Linked DNA regions of Mus musculus: region 2 is linked to region 1. A link is a loop called in an ENCODE intact Hi-C map of the cell type or tissue named here. Cell type or tissue: gastrocnemius. All regions are shown on one strand.

Region 1 (5,000 bases):
ATTGGGGGAACCCTCTAGAAGGATTAGGTAATCTGAACTTTCGACTGGTGGGTGCTAGGGGGTCACAGGTGATAAGTGGTCTACATTCCTATGTCATGAGCGTGCAATCATGTGATGACGTAGGGCTGTCCAGCGCAGATGACCCACTTGGAGATAAGATATTTCCCTGTTTTTGTGGTTGTCCCCAGGCTGTTCTTTGGAGAGGATTTTATGATCTTGTTCTGGATTTTGTGGTCGGTTTTTAGAGCTGGTGTCTTATGACCTAGTTTCTGGGACTCACGGTCTATTCCTGAAGTTGGTGCCTTAAGGCCTTTTTTGAAATCAGGTCTGGTACTCAAAATGGGAGAAAATGGGGTCTTTAAATGGGGACAAATGGGGCTTATATTGTCCTCTCAATACCTTTAATCTGGGCACTTGGGATGCCGAGGTGGGTGGGTCTCTGTGGTTATGAGGTCAGCCTGGTTCATCCTCTGGAACTGGAGTTACAGGCAGTTGTGTGCGCCACCACGTAAGTGCTAGGAACTGAACCTGGGTCACCTGAAAGAGTTGTAGCAGTAGTTACTCTTAACTGGTGAGCCATCTCTCTAGCCTAGTCTACACATGAGTCCCCAGCCAGTGAGTACAGCCAGGGTTACAAGTGAGACCCTGCCTCACCCTCAAACAAAGAAATAAACCAGCACAGGTTGGAGTGACCTTTCTTCACATTGTTTTAAGATGTGTCTCTGTATTTTCAGTTGTTAATTCTGTACTGGCTGAGAGCTAAGTGCTGGCAGGGCTTTGGTATTGTCATTTCTTTGGCCCATTACTGGGTTTTCTATTTGTAAATGCTTGTTCTTCCACACCTACCCCAAAGATGAAGGTCAAACAGCCCTCACTGCCTAAAGGCAATCCCAAGAGATGGACCCGGCCTTGTCTTATGGTTGACTAGTCATAATAAAGATCTGACAGCCAATAGCTGGGGCAGAAAGAATGGGCAGAACTTCTGGGCAGGCAGAGGCAGGAAACTAGAAGGAAACAGACGGGAGAGTGGGATGGATCAGGGAAGTGAAGAGATGGCCTGTGATGGGGACACAGTGCCGGGAAGTCAGGTTAAGTTAAAAGCTAGCTGCGACTCTGTCCCAGCAAGGCCTGAAGATTTAAACTATCTAGAACTCTTCTGACTTATTTAAAAGGTAAGTAGGTCCGTGAAAACACCGCAATATTTAGCACACCAATGTGGGGCACAAAATCCAAACTTAGGCACTCGATTCAGGCTTAGGCCACGAGTTCCAGACACAGGAGCCAGACGAGAGAATCCAGGCACAAGAGTGTGGAGCCATGGCGACTGCAAAAGCCTAGGAGAGACCAAGAGAAGGAGATGGTGCAGCTCAGGCAACTGCCCCTTCTGGTCTGGCCGGTTGCTGGCGCCTCAGGTGGGCATAGGTCACCTGGCCGCTGCAGTTTCTCCGGCCAGCTGCTGCTGCAAGTGCAGTGGGTGGAGACCACAGGCTCCCAGGCAGGACCTAACACATCCCTGAGCCCCGTACCTGGAGCTGCACCTTTCTAGAAAGAAACAAAGGCTGAAGATCTCAGAATCAGTAATGCATGTTCGGAACGGGCAATTTGCAGAGGACAGAGTTTAAAGAAACTTAAGTACAGAAATAATTATCAAAGATTGAAAGTGGTAAAAGAGAAGTAATTGGAAATATTTTGTAAGTGTGCATAAACACTGAAAATAGGAAACTATAGACCGTCAAAGAAAGAAATACTAAGTTTAAATATAATAAAGTGAAGTCTCTGAAGGAAGAGTAGGGAAGGAGTTAAAAATAAATGGAAAACACTGTCAGAGGGTGTTTGGACCCTGTATAGGTTTGTTTTAATTATAAACATAGATCTAATTATGTGTTTGGTAATAATTGCAGTTTTTTATGTCCGTTCTAAGAAAGATAAAAGTAAAGTAGAATTAAATAAGGAAAGAACTGAGAGATGGAATGCTAGATTAAAAGCAATAAAACAGAAATTAGAGGATTTTTCAAATCAGAAAAAGAATTGTCTTGCTAGGTCTGAGAAATCCAATCGAAAGCCTATGCTGCCACCTAGTGGTGATATTTCAGGGTGGCAGTCTAGTCCCATTAGAAGACCAACAACGATTTTTTTCTTTTTTCTCTTCTCTTCTCTTCTCTTCTCTTCTCTTCTCTTCTCTTCTCTTCTCTTCTCTTCTCTTCTCTTCTCTTCTCTTCTCTTCTCTTCTCTTCTCTTCTCTTCTCTTCTCTTCTCTTCTTTCTCTTTCTTTCTTTCTTTCTTTCTTTCTTTCTTTCTTTCTTTCTTTTTTCTTTCTCTTTCAACTACAATAAGACAGCTCCAGGTGAGAGAAACATACAAGGCTGTGAAGATTTTGGATAGAAGCCCATAGAGATGCTAGATCTAAAAAGATTTAAAGAGGCAATGGTAGCTTATGGCATACAATCACCTTATGTGAAACAGATGCTTAATAACTGGCCCATGCAAAATGGTATAATTCCAAAAGATTGGAAAGATTTCATGTCAGCCATCTTACGACCTGGCCCTCAACTACAATGGTTGATACGGTGGAGAGAAGAGCTATGGAGCAATGCAATAGGACTCGAGAGGCATTAACATTGCCAGGAATCAGTTGCTAGGTGAAGGTTAGTGTGCTGGGTAAAGAATTAACTCAGCAGATTATGTTCAATGATGCCACCTTAGAGCAGTGTTGTACAGTAGCTTTAAATGTTTGGGACAAGGATGAACAATGGGGAAAGTGGTCTGACTTATTTACAGAAACGTATTTACCCAGGGCTCAGAAGAATCTTTCACTGACTGATTTATTTTATATGTGTACACTGTTGCTCTCTGCAGACACATCAGTAGAGGGCATCAGATCCCATTACAGATGGTTGTGAGCCACCATGTGGTTGCTGGGAATTGAACTCAGGACCTCTGGAAAAGCAGCCAGTGCTCTTAATCACTGAGCCATCTCTTCAGCCCCAGGCTAGACGTTGTCCCCAGGCCTCAAACCCTGACTCCATTCTTGTCTGCCACTCCCAGAGGCACCTGGATGTCCAAGAGTCTGAGAATCCCATGACCCTGGCCTCATCGCAGGCCTGGAGACCCCTGAACCAACTCAGACTTTCCAGCATCTCAGACTGTGCTTTCCTGCCCCAGGAGGGCGTCTCCGCGCTTCCCTACAGCCCAGGGTCGGGTAAGCTTGGTCAAACTTTCCACATTCTGCCTCCCCAAGCAGCCATGCCCAGCGGAGGATCCACCTAAAATAAGGGGTTTCATTGTGACTTTCCTACACATTCATAACACGTTTTGATCATATTCCTGCTCCATCACCCTTGCCCCCATCTCCTGGCTCTCTTGCTCTTCCTAAAATCTCTCTCACACTTTCATGTTTTCTTTTTAAAATCTAGATTCCTTATCACGTGGCAATTGTCCTTCTGAGTTTGTCTCATTTCGCTCAACTTGATCTCTAGTTCCACCCCCTTTCCTGAAAACCACGTGGTTTCATTCTTACTTATGGCTGAGTTACTATATGTGTGCATGTGTGTAGTTGTGTGCCAGGCTATCCAGTTGTGATGCACTGATGGGAGTTTAAGCTGACTGCGTATGGAATTCCACATGCCTGATTCCACTAGAACCTCTTGGTGTCGTGTGGCTACTGTGGATAGTGCCGCAATACATATGGGTGTTCAGGCATCTCTGCTGTGTGATAACTTTGTCTCCTTCCATGACATATCAGCGTGAGTTGGTGGACCATATGACTCAGTAGAGAGGCTCAAAAACAAAAGCCTTCTGAGCTCTTGTAATTGCAGAAAACAGCCAGGGCCCAACACAGAAAGGGTTCTATAACAAGCCTCTCTCCTCTCATTTCTGGGAGGGGAGCCTCCTGGTGGAAGAAGAGGCCTTATTATAAAATCTCCGCAGATGCTATGAGCCTGTCCTTCATGTAGACGCATCTTCAAGCTGACTGATTCAGTCTGGCTTCTCTCAGCTTCTCACTGAGTTGCTCTGCTTGGCTTCATATTAACTCTGGCAATTTGTTCTAATCTTCTGGCTCCTTCTCATTCTCTGGCTTATTCTATCTTCACCTGTGTCTAGCATGTTCTTTCTCTATAACCTGTCTGTCCCAGTAAAACTGCCTTCTTCCTTCTTTTCTCTCTCTCTTAAGTAGCTTCCCTCTCCTCTCTCTTCTGAGAGTCAGGCATATCCTATTCTGTCAAATCTTTCCCTTATTTGTCACTGTGTCTGCCACTCAATTACGGCAGAAGAGTACAGGTTACATTAGTATTTCTGTCCTCCCCAAGACCTCAAGGCATGTGCAATTAGGGCAGAATTACATCCAGCTGACTAGGAAGGATGGCCGGATACTCAGGAAAGGGACTTAAGAGGGAAGGTAAGCAGTCAGTTGCCCAACTATGATAATCTTTTGCCAGCCGGCCCAGCAGAATTCCAGAAAATGGTGCCAGTCACTTGGAGGAGGTCCTGAATGACAAGGTATGTGTGTAGGGGGTGTGCAGGTGCCTGTGGAGGCCAGAGGTTAAGGCTAATACTTTCTTTGGTGACTCTGCACCTTTTTAAAATTGGGTATCCCATTGAACCTGGAATGGCTAAACTGGCTAGTGAGCTCTAGGAATCCACTTGTCCACGTTGTTTCCCCGGTGCCAAGGTTATATACCCAGGCCTAGGCTTTCTGTGTAACCAGGACGCTCAAATTCAGGGTCTTAAGCTTGTGCCGCAGGCACTGCAGCAATGGACTCATCTACTAAGCCCTAGAAAAACATTTCCTAATCTAGCATCCAAAAATCTCTTCATGCTCACACTCCTCGGAGGTGTGTTGCATTGTCTTAAATATTCTGTTGCATTCAGTCTGAGAACATCTCCCCTTGTCGCTCATCCTTGATATCAGCAGGGCACTGCGACTCTCCAACCACGCTGAGCTCACACTGCCATCTGGAGGCGTCACATCTGCTGCCTCGGTTTCTGTAGCTGAACGGTTG
Region 2 (5,000 bases), 100 kb before region 1:
TTTATATGATCACACTGTAGCTGTCTTCAGAAGAGGGCATCAGATCCCATTACAGATGGTTGTGAGCCACCATGTAGTTGCTGGGAATTGAACTCAGGACCTCTGGAAGAACAGTCAGTGTTTTTAGCCACTGAACTATCTCTCCAGCCCCGCCTCTTTTTTTCTTTTTCTTTCTTTATTCCTTTTTTCTTTTTCTTTTCTTTTTTTGCTATATTCTTATCAATATTGAATTTTACTGTTTTAAAAAGTTAGTTTTCATTTAAATTTGCATTTCTAGCCTCCTTGTGAGTCTGCATTTTCTGATGACTAAACTGACTTCTGTATCACTTGTCCTCAAAACCTTTAGGAGTGTTCATCTTTCATCCATTATTTCCATCTTCTTGAATGAAAGGGACAATTGTGGGCTTCCTTTGGGAAGATAGACAGCAGGGCTGGGCCAGTACACAGTTGTAGAGGCTTGCCTCTCATGCATTATGCCGCAGGTTCAATCCCCAGTACTGAGCATCCCCTGTCAACAAAGGAAGGCAAACAGGGCTGTATTTTGTTTTATTCTCTCATTATACAGATGATTTTACTCAGACCTGAAAAATATAAGTTCCTTTGTCACAAACTGACAGCACTAGTTCAGGTAGGGGTAAAGATGTCTAGCTAGGGACCAGGGGAGGTTGTCCAGTGCCAAGCAGTCAGCCCTGAATATGTGCATACAGGTAGCATTATATGGACTGGGCAGGCCATGTTTAGGAACATATGCATATATACATGGAATAAGAATTAGTAAAAAAAAAGAGCCATGGATTGGACGGAGATTGGGGAGGGGTGTGGAGGGAGGAAAGGGAGGGAGCGATGTAACTAAATTGTGATCTACAGATGGCTACTGAGGCTCCTCTCTGTAGAGCTCAGTGTGTATGCACGCATTCACATTATTAATCCTTCCCACATTTTTTTTGTTGGTTGGTATTTCCTGTAGATTTTTGGAAGTGAAGGAGAACAAGGGCCACACAGATTTGCATCCTCAGTTGGCAGCAGGGTCTAACGTTTAGGATCATCAGAGCTAATCTAGGGAACTTGTTTATTTTGAACGAATTTTACAATCACCTGGAAAAAAGTTGCTAAAATAGTAAATAATCCCCAAGTGTCCACCCAGTTTCCCTTTGCATTCGGTCTGAGACGTCTGGGTGGAATGAACTTGTGCACACTGGAAAGAGTCCTACATAGAAACGCCACCTTGTCCTCCCAGCTCAGACCCTGAGTGCTGTGTCTGTTTCCAAGGGAAGCTTAGCCTCCCTTCATTAAAAGCCTCCCTTCATTAAAGCACTGCTAGGTTTTCCACTACAGAGTTTCTAAAATTAAATGCTCCGCACAAATCTGGTTGCTTCTTTGACCTTTAGTATTAATTTTAACATCTGACTGTGTGGAACTAAGTTTAGGTAGAAACTGATCATGTAGATCTTTGGTTAAGTTTTTCCTGAAACACACTCTCAGATGACAGGCGGGTTTTGTAGAATATAGTAGTAAGTGAACTAGTTGTTGAGTTTAATTTGGTGCTATGACTAAGAAATGTGGCGAAGTGGGCACATTTTAAAGTTTCATCTTGTGTTTCTGTTGTTGTTTTGTTGTCTCTGTGTGTGTGTGTGTTTTGTTGTTGTTGAATGCTTTTTTGAGACAGCGTTTCTCTGGATAGCCTTGGCTGTAGACCAGGCTGGCCTCAAAGATCTGCCTGCCTCAGCCTTCCCAGTGCTGGGATTAAAGGCATGTGCCACCAACATCTAATCCCTCAGTTCATGTTTAATGTGTGTTCATGTTTTTGGATGTCTTTCTGTTTTTTTCTACCTTATTTATTTAATTATTTTTGAGGCAGGGTCTCACTACCTAGCCTTGAACTCCTATCTAGATTCTGGGGAATTTAGGTTGTCAGGCTTATGAAGACAGCCCTTTTTTGGGTGTGTGTGTCAGGATGGAATTTAGGTCATCAGACTTCCATAGCAGACACACCAGCTGAGCCATCTTGACAGTTCTTGGTTTATCATAAATTACCATTAGCCTTTAATCTGAATAATTAAGTAAGTGCATTTCAGTGGTTTTTCAGATCATTTTGAGCCATGGATCATTTTGAGAAACCCTGTCTCAAAACCAACCAAACAACTAACCAAACAAATGCCCCCCAAAACAAAACAGGAATTTTGTAGGAAATACTATTACCAAGCTTACCCACACATTTGTGCCCTATGGCAATGCCTTCTGACTCGCCCAATCTTTATGAAACTCTTTACCTCAACACACCTTTGCAGTCACCTTGTGCAGATGGGTGATTTCTTTTTGGAAATACTCTGGAAGTTTCTGGAACACTCTACAGGGCACACCTACCTCACATGACTATCTGCTATCCCTGCAGCCTGGGCCTGTTAGGTGCTGGTTGGTCCTTTGCTGCCCCCTACTGGTGATGGATGCTGCGAACGACAGAGATTGTTTCTTGCATTAAGAGCCTTTGTCTTCCTCTGCAGGGCTGATTGACTATAATTTCCACTGCTTCCGGAAGGCCATCCATGAAGTCTTCGAGGTGAGGATGAAGATGGTGAAATCTCGAAAGGCCCAGAGTCGGCTACCCAAGAAGACAGGAGCTACTCCCAATGGGACCCCTAGAGTGCTGCTGTAGGGGAACTGTCAGGAGCCTGAGTCCAGACCTCAGTGAGGAGGCTGTTAAACTATACTGCACTACAGGAGGGCTGGGGCCCTGACTCGTATGTGTTAAGGGAAAAAAAAAAACCTTACTCTTTAAAATAAAATGAGCACTTTGAAGCAAAAACCTGTACAATAACAGTGAGAGCCACTGTACTGTCACTACGTAAGTGTAAACTTTTATGTTGATAGAAAACCCCCTGTGAGGACTGCCAGGAACTGTACATATTTTGCATATTTTCATGTTTTTTTTCCTCATTGAGGTGAACTTTGATAAGATGACTTTTCTAAACTCTTTTCTGTACTTGATGACAAGGACACGCATACTCTACAGTCCATATGGCAATCGGAAATTGATCCATTATATTGCTAGAGACTTTTTTTGTAAATTTGGGACTCTTTGCTGCCAGTTGTCAAAGGGGAAATCGTTTTTCAGTGGAGCAGCAACAGGTCAGGGCTGGAAGCTCCAGGCCAGAGCAATAAGAACGTCTCTATTTATAGGAAGTGTAATAGGAATGTTGTAGCTGGACAGTGGTGGTGCATGCCTTTAATCCCAGCAGATGGATCTCTGTGAGTTTGAGGTCAGCCTGATCGACAGAGTGAGTTCCAGGACAGCGAGGGCTACACAGAGAAACCCTGTCTCAAAACCAACCAAACAAATGCCCCCCCCAAAACAAAACAGGAATTTTGTAGGAAATACTATTACCAAGCTTACCCACACATTTGTGCCCTATGGCATTGCCTTCCGACTCGCCCAGTCTTTATGAAACTCTTTACCTCAACACACCTTTGCAGTCACCTTGTGCAGACGGGTGATTTCTTTTTGGTGCAGTATCTTGTGAACCTTTGGGACCAGATTTCTAAAATGATGCCAACCAGTGTAGAGAAATATGGATGTCGTCTGAGGAGATTGGAACAGATAGCATTGATTTGTGTGGGGGGGAAACCGTAGAAGCAATACTGTACCTGCCGAGGGGTCTAAAACACACAAGCCAAGAGGGTTCCCAGATGTAGGCAGAGGTCACTCAGATAAGAGATGCACGTGTGCTTGTGTGTGTTCACCTCCTGGGAATGGTGTGTTGATGCGCTATGTTCAGAGACCTTGTTCAGGACCAGGTTTTAATGCTCCATGACCACAGGAGTTTAGTCCTTGGTGGCTCCATTTGTTACCTGACTCGTTCTTTCATCTGTAACAACATACCTCATGTCCTTTGCCTGTTCCTACCAAGATCAGCTTGCCACCAGCTTGCTCTGCAAGACAGAAGACACAGAAAGCCTGTGGCCGGTGGGAAAAAAAGGAGGCCTAGAGACGTATGTTAGTCAGTTAACTATGTGTGTGCTTTTATAGATAGGTAGGGAACTAAGAGTCCTAAATCTAGCCCTATTTCAAACCATTCTAAGGGTTAGTACTGTCAGGCGTGCATGGCATTAGCAAAGGTTCTTTTTAAAGCAGAGTCCCTTAGGGATGTCAAAGCTGGTTCTAGCTTTGTGTCTAAAGCAGCTTGCTCCTGAAGCTCACTTCTTTTACGCATCTTCTTCCCATCTTCTTGCTTCCTTTTCCCCAAATTCTTTATTATTTGAGACAGCGTATCTCTATGTAGCCCTGGCTGTCCTGGAACTCACTATGTAGACCGGACTGTCCTTGAACTCAGAGATTCACCTGCCTCTGCTTCCCCAAGTGATCAAAGGTGAACACCACCATGTCTGGCCAGGTCTTACACTTTTGGAGCTGGTAACTAAAACTGGAGACGATGATTGAAATGTAAGATTGAGCCTCCCAGTAGTCTGCACATTATTAAGGAGATTTCTAGTCATCATGGAACCATGGCTCCTTCCTTATGATTTCTATGAAGAGACTTGAATGAGATGGTAGGAGCCTGGAGTTCTAATCTTCAGGACTATTCCCCGACGGCCTCTGCCAACAGAGTGGATGGTGGTTGGCCACTTTTAAGAGTCTAACACCACTGTGCACCCACACAAAGACACTAGAGAGTGAGAAAAAGCATAGTTTTCTCTTTTTGAGTGGGGCTCAGAGGTAACTCAGGCTGGCCTCAGACTTGCCAGGTAGCTAAGGATGCTCTCCAGTTTCTGACCGCTCAGCCTCGACTTTCCCTAAGTGCTAGGATTATAGGAATGCAACACCGTGCTTGGCTTGAACAGTGCTGAGAACTGGACCCAGAGCTTTGTGCATGTGAAGGCAAGCACTCTACCAATCTAGTATCCCCAGCATCCTTTCTTAATAGTTTTTTTTTTTTTTTAAACAAAGAATTTCTCTTTGAATAGACAAAGAATTAAGTTTTTAATAAGACTGTAGTTTCAAAATA

What was found. Peaks named below come from ENCODE experiments on the same cell type or tissue, not always from the same donor. Only the 100,000 strongest peaks of a DNase experiment are listed, where the experiment ranks them.
Region 2: a loop joins it to region 1, with 4 times the contacts of the local background. A loop is called at or near these places in 15 of 42 quality-filtered maps.

The regions. Positions count from the first base shown.
Region 1 is chr4:33,117,246-33,122,245 of GRCm38, forward strand. No RefSeq gene overlaps it. Among named protein-coding and RNA genes, the nearest start is that of Gabrr1, 13 kb to the right of the region's middle. In gastrocnemius, a CTCF peak has its summit at 2,069 (motif pointing left); DNase peaks (open chromatin) are centred at 1,405 and 2,076.
Region 2 is chr4:33,016,146-33,021,145 of GRCm38, forward strand. Rragd (Ras-related GTP binding D) reads left to right here. Exons shown (of 7, transcript NM_027491.2): 7 at 2,502-5,000. The coding sequence ends at 2,653. Among named protein-coding and RNA genes, the nearest start is that of 4933421O10Rik, 13 kb to the right of the region's middle. In gastrocnemius, a CTCF peak has its summit at 2,435 (motif pointing left); a DNase peak (open chromatin) is centred at 2,431; H3K27ac peaks cover 1,785 bases.